Regions from separate parts of the Homo sapiens genome. Here region 2 is linked to region 1. The links are chromatin loops, found by intact Hi-C in ENCODE. Cell type or tissue: adrenal gland. All regions are shown on one strand. Each heading gives the region's core, and the rest is flanking DNA. Links, peaks and the distances in the headings are about the cores only. Region 1 has its middle 120 kb from the start of MB21D2. Region 2 has its middle 17 kb from the start of ATP13A4.

Evidence for each region. A loop is a pair of places that touch in the nucleus more often than their neighbours do. Peaks named below come from ENCODE experiments on the same cell type or tissue, not always from the same donor. Only the 100,000 strongest peaks of a DNase experiment are listed, where the experiment ranks them.
Region 2: a loop joins it to region 1, with 4 times the contacts of the local background. A loop is called at or near these places in 44 of 110 quality-filtered maps.

Annotation. Positions count from the first base shown.
Region 1 is chr3:193,038,337-193,043,726 of GRCh38, forward strand. No RefSeq gene overlaps it. Among named protein-coding and RNA genes, the nearest start is that of MB21D2, 120 kb to the left of the region's middle. In adrenal gland, for the core only: a CTCF peak has its summit at 2,968 (motif pointing left); no DNase peak of the experiment used is centred there.
Region 2 is chr3:193,569,198-193,574,587 of GRCh38, forward strand. It overlaps a transcript of ATP13A4 not described here. Among named protein-coding and RNA genes, the nearest start is that of ATP13A4, 17 kb to the left of the region's middle. In adrenal gland, for the core only: a CTCF peak has its summit at 3,374 (motif pointing left); a DNase peak (open chromatin) is centred at 3,514.

The DNA of each region.
Region 1 (5,390 bases), core at 176-5,175:
GCATTTCTAGAAATTTTACAGTTTTGGTTGCTGTTGTGATTGTGATTTTTATTTTGTATTTTCTAATTGGCTTTGCTAATGTGTAGGAAAGCTATTGATCTTCAATCTAACTACATTGCTGAACTCCTAATCTTTATACTTAAAAAAATTGATTCTTGTGGATTTTCTAGATAGGTGATCATATTAACTGAAAAAATATCTCAGCTTTTTCGCCATAATAATAGATTTGTTTGTTCCTTTATTTTGTCTTGTTACTGGATAAGATCTCTAGGATGATGTCAAATAAGAGTGGTGATTGTAGAGGGCATCTTTAACTCATTTTGTATCTAACTGGAAATGTTTCTAATGTTATTATGAAATTTACTTTAGGTTCTTGGTACAGGGCCTCTTTCTAGTATGGGAATTTTCTGTTGGCTTTTAATCAATCAGGAATAGCTGTTCAATTTTATCAAAAATTTTTTTTTCTGCACTAATTTTGGTTCCTGTTGAGATTACCTTAGTTTAACTTATTTTTTTTTTGGTTAATGTAGTGAATTACATGAATGAAATTTCTGCTCATGCCATTTTGTACTCCTCTTACTGGCTTACCAGTTTTAATCTTTTAAAATGGTACTTGTTTGCATGCCTGCCACCCTCCTCATCCCCCCAAAAAAAACCCTGAAAGTTCCTTGAAAACCATGTAACTTTCATGTTGTGGATTCTCAATTAATGTTGATTGATACATCTTTATAAAAATTTACATTTATTATGTCAGCTGAGTAATACTGCAGCCATGCAGTTAGATATTATTCTTAAGTTTTAAATATTATAAACTGAAGTTTGGCTTTGAGGACTCAAACCAGGTTAGAGCGAGGGCTAGGTCCAGAGCTAGGTCTCAAATTTAAGTTCTGTTACTTAAGGGCAAATGCTCTTTTTGCTGATTCATGGATAAAAATGTTCTTAGATCTGTGGCATTCATCATCAGAGGCAGTGTTCACATTTTCCACATTTGTTGGAGACCCTGGGCAGCTCCGAAATGGTGTTCTCACTACCTGAATGGTAGTGAATGATGCTTCCTAACTGAAGGGGAAAGGATTGATCTGGTGATCGTTTTCATATTAGGCCCCATTATTGACCAATACTCAACCAGCCCGATTCAAGTGCTGTTATAAATACATACAGCAAAATGAGTTTCATTAAAAGACTCTTGATGCTCCTTACAGGGGCCTGATACTGAATCCCAGGCAATTATCAAAACTTGACTTCTTTTAGAATCACAGAAGGTCAAAGTTGGCAGGGCCCTTAGAGCTAATCCGTGCCACCATCCTTGAGCCCTCCTCACCCCCCACTTTTAATAGATGGGTAAAATGAGATTCAGGGGAAAAAATGACTTTCGCAAGTCATGTTATGCATTACCAAATATCTCAGGAGGTCTAGAACTACCTTATTTTAATATGGTTTAATTATTTGTTTGCTCTCACAGACAAAAGAAAGGGTTAGCTGTGTAATCTTTGCTCCTTACTCTGAGATAGCAGGGCACTTAAGTGGATGTTGGGCAAAAATCAGATCCATTTTAAAACAAATTTGGAAATGAAAATGGTGGCAGTGGTAACTGTCAATTGCATGGGCTTCAGGGGAAGTTTTGTAGACCTAGATACTTTCCCAGCTCCTACCAGGGAGGCGATGATCATAGAGATTGAATCCCAAGTGGAGTCCTGGTCTTTTTCTTAGTGAAACCAGATCTGATATGCTGTTGATTTTGGATTCACAGCCTTTTGTCACCATGTAAATAATAATTCCTTAAATTAAAAAATCTTCTTTTATTGTCCCAACATGTGATAAAACAATAAGTATCAATTGGACTGTACTTCATAGCGGACACGTTTCATCACAGCACCAGCATTATTGTATTATCCTCACTGTCAAGACGGAAAGCAAAACCAAGTCTAGGGAACACTTTGGTTCCCCAAGTAGAGTACTGGAAAGCAATTTTTTTTAAAAGGTGGTTAAAATGACTTGCCACAAGCCTATTTAGTTTCACTAGACACACTGCAAAGATATTTAGTTAGATGTAGTCTCTGTTCTCTGAAACTTTAGTTTTGCAATATATCCAGAAGATTGTCATATTGCCATAAGAAGTAACAGGAAATAATATATTTTAACAAACTCAAACATTATGTTAATAAACATACATATAAATAAATAAGGCTTTTAAAAATGGTGAGGTATAGGGTGTTTTGGGTGTGTGTGTGGTGGAATAGGTTATGAAACATCACAAATTTTGATGTGAAATAATAAGTAGAATATATTCCCTCCAGAAAACCTCACCACCCTCCTCTCACTCTGATCTTTTTTTTTTTTTTTTTGCATTTTCAGGACCCCCAATTCAGTTGATGGTATTGTTGCTTATTCATGTTGATATGTTATTTTGTAACCATTTTCAAGTTGTTTCATACTTGATCTTCCTAACAAGACTTACTGTAAGATCCTGAAAAATATGACCAGATTTGTAATTTTATCCAGAATCTCTGCAGCTAGAAGGTGTTCAGTTAATGCACATGTTTGAATATGGTAATGTGGATTAACATGTGGGAGACACAGAGACAATCCAACAAAAACATTAATCAGATCCAAAATGTACATCTCTGCTTCAAACACCAGACAACAATAAAGGCATTTTAAAAGGCTCCAGCAAATGGGAGGCTCAGAGAAGGGCTTATGCTGCAGTGGTGGGGCAGGAGAGCAAATGATTTTCCCCTAATTGAGCTTCTAAGAAGACTTTGTTCCCTGTAACTTTTCTATATATTCATCTCCCTGTAGTTTAAAACAACATAAGACAAACAAGAATAAGGGTCTTCAACTCATATACCTCCCCATGAGATTTCCTTGGTTGCCTGAAGAAGTCTCCAGAAAATACCTGTTAGAGGTAACACAGGCAGGAAATGCCTAGCAAACAAAATGCTGCCACCTTCTGGTAAAATAGTACAGAATATTTTCTCCCCCTGTCATTTTTACACACACACACACACACACACACACACACGAATTATCCTAGTAACAATAACATTTATATCATGCTTTATAGCTAGCAAACACTTACATGTGCATGATCTCATTTAATGCTCACAAAATCCTTATGAGGTAGCTTTTATTACCCACATTTGACAGAAAAAGCAACTGAGGTTCTCAGAGAGTATGTCACTTCCAGAAGGTCACACAGTGATTGGCAGATGCATACTTAAACCTTAACACAAGTGAACCTGCATTATGCTTTAACACAAATGAAGAGTGAACCATTATTTCATGCATTGACAAATACTAAACACATCGGCCATGCACTCAGCAGCAATGTGTGGAGTCTTTTGTCTGATCACATCATATCACAGCTTTGTATTACAGTATGTGACTAACACATCTTTCTTTCTGGCTCTGCAGAGTGCAACAGTGTCCCTGTGAACTGAATTTTAGGAGATGGGGATAGAGTGGGGATAGAGCAAACCCTTCTCTGTCACCCTTGAACCAGGCAAGATACACATTCTACTCTTTTACCCTTAACATTTTCTCAGTAATCTTAAAATGCAAATTGGTGTCCTTTTAATAATTCAAAATCCATAGTACTGGCTCCCATGCCCAGCTTCATATCCCATGGCATGCCCCATGCACCCTATCTCATGCATGAACCCTGGTCATTCTTTTTCAGATGTTAGGTACTTTTAGCAGCTTTTCCATTTGACTCTGCTTAGCAATATCCTATTCATCCTTCAATACTACCTCCTCTATTAATGCTTCCCTGATCTCTTTAATGCATATTCAGTGCCTTCCCAGCCACCAGTGAGGCTTAGTTCCTTCAGTTTTTATGATAGCTTATTGTTTTCCTTTCTATGAGTCTGTCTCACTAGTGTGTCCACCTAGAAGGTAGAGAACGATCCTCATTAATTTCTATAACCCCCAACAAAACTCTGTATAAGTGTTCAGTAAATATTTGACTGTTATTGAATTGTCATAGAAAAGCCTGTAAGCACCACCTGATTGTAAGAGCTAGGGTAAATTTTACTAAAATGAGGAGCATAAGGGAGCTGTGTGATAGTCATTGCTTATAAAATCAAGGAGAGACTAGCAAAGGTAGGAATCCCACCTCCATTCTCACATTTATTCTTCTCTGTGCAGGACCAATAATTTTTAGAAAGATGTTTCTAAATTTCCTTCCTTCCCCATCCTTAGCTGTGCACCAAATTGTCAAATTCCTGCCAAGAGAAAGCATTCCTGTTAGAGTCCCCTGTTGGATTGACAGTATTTGCAATCAGAATATTGATCTCCAAGAAGGCTTTTCTGGTCCTGTGCCTATACAATATTGGCTGCAGGATAATACTCATGTACATATTCTAGTGGAATTCTAGCTTTGTTATGAGATTTCTCTTCACTTTTTTTTTTTTTAGATGGAGTTTTGCTCTTATTGCCCAGGCTGGAGTGCAATGGCATGGTCTCAGCTCACTGCAACTTCCGCCTCCGGGATTCAAGTGATTCTCCTGCCTCAGCCTCCCAGGTAGCTGGAATTACAGGCTCCCGCCACCATGCCCGGCTAATTTTTGTGTTTTTAGTAGAGACGGGGTTTCACCATGTTGGCCAGACTGGTCTCGAACTCCTGACCTCAGGTGACCCACCCACTTTGGCCTCCCAAAGTGCTGGGATTACAGGCGTGAGGCACCACGCCTGGCCTTCTCTCTCATTTTTATTTTGAAGTAATTTTTAACCCAGAAAAGTTGCAGAAATAGTATGAAGAATTCCCATAATTTATTCCCATTAATTTATACTATGGTCTTTTTGGAGGGCATTTTGCATCTAAAAAATGATTTACCAACATACAAGGATATTAAAAGCATTATTCATGATAGCAAAAATTGGGAATGACCTAAATATTTCAAAAAAGAGGATTAGCTACATAATTATATCAAAATGATGAATTTTCAGTCATTAAAAATAAAATTATTTAAAAATATTTACAGGGAAATGCTCAATATATTATTTTCCTGGTGCTGCCATAACAAAATACCATAGACCTTGTAACATAAACAACAGAAATTGATTTATCACAGTTCTGGAGAACAAAAGTCCAAGATCAGGGTGCCAGCAGGGTTGCTGTCTCCTGAGGCCTCTGTCCTTGGCTTGCAGCTGGCCTCCTTCTTGCTGTGTTTTCACATGGTCCTTTCTCTGTGTTTGTACATTCTTGGTGTCTCTCCCTTTTCTTTTTTCTTTTTTTTTTTAAGATGGAGTCTCACTCTGTCACCCAGGTTGGAGTGCAGTGGCATGATCTCGGCTCACTGCATCCTCTGTCTCCTGGGTTCAAACGATTCTCCTGCCTCAGCCTCCTGAGTAGCTGGGACTACAGGTGCGCACCACCATGCCCAGCTAAT
Region 2 (5,390 bases), core at 284-5,283, 530 kb after region 1:
CTGTGCACTTCTTCCCAAAAGCCCAGAATTCTAGTCTAATAGTGAGAAAAATGTTCGACAAATCCCAATAAAGGGACGTGGTACAAAATACCAGTCTAGTAGTCCTTAAAATTGACAAGGTCATCAAAAACAAAAGAAGTTTGAGAAACTGTCACAGCCAAGATGAGCCTAAGGAGAAATGACAACTAAATGCAACTTAGTATCCTGGGTGAGATCCTGGACAGGATAAAAAGCATCAGATAAAAACTAAGGAATTTTGAATAAATTATCAACTCTAGTTAATAGCAACATAGCAGTATTGGGTTTTTGTTTTGGTTTGGTTTTTTTGTTGTTGTTTTTGTTTTTGTTTTTTGTTTTTTGTTTTGAGAGAGGGTCTCGCTCTGTCACCCAGGCAACAATAGCTCACTGCATCCTCAACCTCCCGGGCTCAAGCAGTCCTCCCATCTCAGCCTCCCAAGTAACTGGAACGACAGATGCACGCCACCACGCTCAGCTAATTAAAAAAAAAATTTTGTGTGTGTGCTGACAGGGTCTTGCTACGTTTCCAAGCTGGTCTTGAACTCCTGAGCTCAAGCAATCCTCCCACCGCAGGCTCCCAAAGTGCTGGGATTACAGGTATGAACCACTTCACCCAGCCAGTACTGGTTACTTAATTGTGATAAATAAACCATATTAATGTAAGATATTAACAATGAGGGAAATCGGGTGCGGGGTATATGAGAACTCTCTATGCTATCATCACAATCTTTCAATAAACCTAAAACTATTCAAAAATGGAGAGTTTATTTTTTAAAAATTACGCATACAAATATGCTTTGCCAGCAGGGTGCGGTGGCTCATGCCTGTAATCCCAGCACTTTGGGAGGCTGAGGCAGGAGGATCACTTGAGCCCAGGAGTCTGAGAAAAGCCTGGGCAACAAAGCAAGACCTTCTATCTAAAACAAAACAAAACAAAAAAATTAAAAATTAGCCAGGCGTGGTGGCACACACCTGTAATTCCGGCTACTCAGGAGACTGAGCTGGGAGGATTGCTTGAGCCCAGGAGGTCGAGGCTGCAGTGAGCTGTGATTGTGTAATTGCACCACTGCACTCAAGCCTGGGCAATAGATTGAGACTCTGTCTCAAAAAAATATGTTTGCTTAGTAAGCCACATAATATATGCCTAAATTGTTGTTTTCCTATGTCTTAACATGATTTATAGGTTATTTCTTGTCAGGAAAAGTATTTTATTTCTTAATTATTTATCATTAGAACCATGTATGACATGCTAATTATAAATTATATACTAGCAAAATCTCAATGCATTTTTATTGAATTTTTTATTTTATCATTGACAAATCAGAAGGGGAAACTATCAGGGTGACAGTGAACAGAAGGGAAGGATAAAGGACTGGAATAGAGGCCTAATACCACCACAGTCTTTATCTTTATTTTTTCCTCATACAATTAAACTCAGCCTCTTAGCATATCCTATTCTTGAGTAAAGCAGGGAGGCAGTGTCATAGCGGTGAAACCCACAGGCTCTGAATTCTCACAGACCAGAGCTTGCATCCTGTGTACCAGTTGTGTGGTCAGGGGAAATTATTTATCTCTACAAGCTTCAGGCTCATCATATGGGACCAAAGGATAATAATATCTCCCATGAGGATGGTTGCTAATATTAAATGAGATGACATATATACAATGCTTAGCACAGTGTATATATAAATTCCCAATAATTGGTAGCTATTATTATTATTAAAGGGGTGTAAAATTTGGCCAGACATGGTTGTAAAAGCAAAGTAGAAAATAAGTATCTGGCCAGGTGTGGTAGCTCATGCCTGTAATCCCAGCACTTTGGGAAGCCAAGGCGGGTGGGTCAACTGAGGTCAGGAGTTCGAAACCAGCCTGGCCAACATGGCAAAACCCCGTCTCTACTAAAAATACAAAAATTAGCCGGGCATGGTGGCGTGGGCCTGTGATCCCACCTATTCAAGAGGCTGAGGCAGGAGAATTGTTTGAACCTGGGAGGTGGAGGTTGCCAGTGAGCCGAGATTGCGTTACTGCACTCCAGCCTGGGTGACAAAGCAAGACCTTGTCTCAAAAAAAAAAAAAGAAATATCCATGAGTTCAAAGAGAGATACAAATAAACAATTGAATAAATAAATGGGGAGAATAGATAAATCTTCCGTACAGAATTCCAGATAACTTATGCACACAGGGCTCCTCAGAAAGGGCTACATAACTATTCACTCCTTAACATTGGCTGCTGGTAGTGACTTCCTTCCACAGTGTACAGTATGAGGGGTGAGGAGGAAGTAACTTTACAGTGGAGAAACCTACCAAATATTGCTCAGTCAGGTGATGAAGGTTAATTTCAAAATTGATATGTCATGCTGACAACATGGTGTGATAAGCATGGCACTTTACCTCTTACAGTCTTCCTCCCAAAAACCTACAACTCCTGTCTATCCATGAGAAAAACATCAGACAAACCCCAATTGAAGGGCATTTTATAAAACACGTAATACCCCTCAAAGCTGTCAAGGTCGGCACAAACAAGGAGAATCTGAGGAAATGTCATGGTCTAGGTGAGCCTAAGGAGACATAACGCATCAATCTAATGTGGTATCTTGAATGGAATCCTGGTACATGAAAAGGACATTAGGCCTGTGAAATAAAATAATAATAATAATAAAAAGGACGTTAGGTAAAACTAAAGAAAACTGAGTTATGGACTTTAGACTTTAGTTAATACTAACACATCAGTCTTGGTTTACTTGTTGTAATAAATGCACCATACTAATGTAAGATGTTAACAAAACAGGAAGCCGCCCAAGCAGGCAGATGGCTTGGGCCAGGAGTTCAAGACCAGCCTCAGCAACATGGCAAAACCCCGCCTCTACAAAACATACAAAATAATAATAATAGCCAGGCAACACATGCCTGTAGTCCCAGCTACTCGGGAGGCTAAAGTGGGAGGATTGCCTGAGCTCCAGAGGCAGAGGTTGCAGTGAGCCGAGATCATGCCACTGCACTCCAATCTGGGGGACACAATAAGACCCTGTCTAAAAAAATAGGGGAAACTGACTTTGTTTGGGGTATATGGGAACTCTCTATCCTATCTTCATAATTTTTCTGTAACTCTAAAACTATTGTAATATAAAAAGTTCAGGTTTTAAAAAAGCAGTGGGAATAGAATGTTTGTTACAGTAATTGAGAACTACCTATTTTAAACTTACAGCAGTCTTGCCTTTGTTTATTAATTTGTTAAAATAATTGAATACTCCATGATAGCAATGTGCGAATTTGGATCTAGATGGATGGTATGAACCAGTTTAGGTTTAAAAAACGAACAGAACATCCTCGGTTTAGTGGGACGCCTCTGCCCCCTAGTGTCTTAACATTCAATCTGCGTTTAGTGGCAAAGGACAGCCTGCAAGCTTCAGTCACTTGATGTTTCAAGGTCTGGACAAGAGTGGAGACATTCTCAGAGCCTCTGATCTACTAGAATCGTACTCCAGTTTGTTCATATACCCAGAAACTATGCACCGCTGAGTGGTCCCTGAAGACGTTAGTACATGCACGTGATGGAACCAGCTGATGGGAATGTAAAGGGCAGGAGGGCAGTTTGACATGTGAATAGGAAGCCTTACAAATGTGTATAGGCCAGGTGCAGTGTGACTCACGCCTGTAATTCTAGCACTTTGGGAGGCTGAACTGGGCAGATCACTTGAGCTCAGGAGTTCGAGACCAACCTGCGCAATATGGTGAAACACCTTCTTTACAAAAAAAAAAAAAATTACAAAAATTAGCTGGGCATGGTGTGCACACCTGTGGTCCCAGTTACTCGGGGTGGGGGGCAGGGGTTGGGGGGAGGGGAGTAAGGGCTGAGGTGGGAGGATGGTTTGAGTCTGGGAGGTGGAGCTTGCAGTGAGCCGAGATCACCGACATGGTTTAAATGTTCATGATATAATGTTTAGCAAAACTCTAAACAGTGTGACCAAAACTTTAAGAAATACCACAGATTAATATATAAAACTTTAAGGAATACCACAGATGAACTTTAACGAATACCACAGCCATATATATATATATACATATATATATATACACATATATATATATATACATATATATATATATATATAATTTGTATCTACTATGCTAGCAGCATCTGAGACACACATCTGTGGTCCCACCAGGACTTTTATCTCAGCCTTATCTCAGCCCTTCACCATCTGGTGACAAATGACTCTCTGGAGCACCTTCCCAAGGCTCCTGGGCCACAGGCAATTGGGAGTGTGGCCTTGCCCATTTCTTCTCACTGCCGCTGCAACAGGCTGGCATGAGGGGCTCCTCTGTGAACCTCCTTCCCTGCCTTCTCAGGTTTCCCCAGGAATCACAGTATAGTTTTTCTCCACTCGAGGTTCCCATCCCCACCACTCTAGGACTTCTAGCATTCCACAAGGTGTGAGATCATCTCTGAGATTTACAGCAGCACCCAAATCCAGTCACACTTACCAAATCTCTCCTAGCTCAGCTGTGGAATTTTATCAAATCCCAGCTCTTATATCATTCATTCTTCCAAAATCGATTATTTATAAAATAAAATTTAGCCTTTGTACACAAAAGTCAGACTTTAAAATTCAAAATCCTTTTTCTCTGGGTAAGGTCTCTTCCAGAAACTTCAAAAATCGATTTAGAAAAGTTAAGTGCTAATAATTGTTTTATTTCTTTCTCTTTGCATTCCTGCTATAACCTTACCCTGAATGCACATAGAAAGGCCTTGTGGGTGGTTGAATGATGAGGGGAGGGAGGAGAGTAAACAGGAACTAATCTACATACAGACATGTATATATGTGCATATATGCATACATGTTTATATAAAGAATAGAGAAATTCATTCTAAAAAAGTTTTAATGATTATCTATGCATCATTTCTTCTTTTTAACTAATTTTCCATATTTTCCAAATTTCAGAAACAAGTTTTATATAATCAGAAAAAGAAAATTACATATAAAAAAGAAACAGATAAGATGTCTGCCTCCGGCATCACCACCCGTAGTGAAGGAAGGAAAGTAGGGAACACAAGCTTTCTGTTGGCCACATCTCAAGCTCTCCTCTTTGCAGTTCCTGGTACTTGATCTTTGACCCTACTGATCACTCTCTTCTTGAAACACTTTTTCCTTAAATTTTGGAACACCAAGCTGTCTTAAGCTCTTTTTGTAGTTCTCTGTCCGTCAAAAACCTAGATCTCAGCCAGGCACAGTGGCTCACTCCTGTAATCCCAGCACTTTGGGAGGTCAAGGTGGACAGATCACTTGAGGTCAGGAGTTCAAGGCCAGCCTGGCCAACATGGTGAAACCCTGTCTGTAATAAAAACACAAAAATCAGGTGGGTGTGGCATG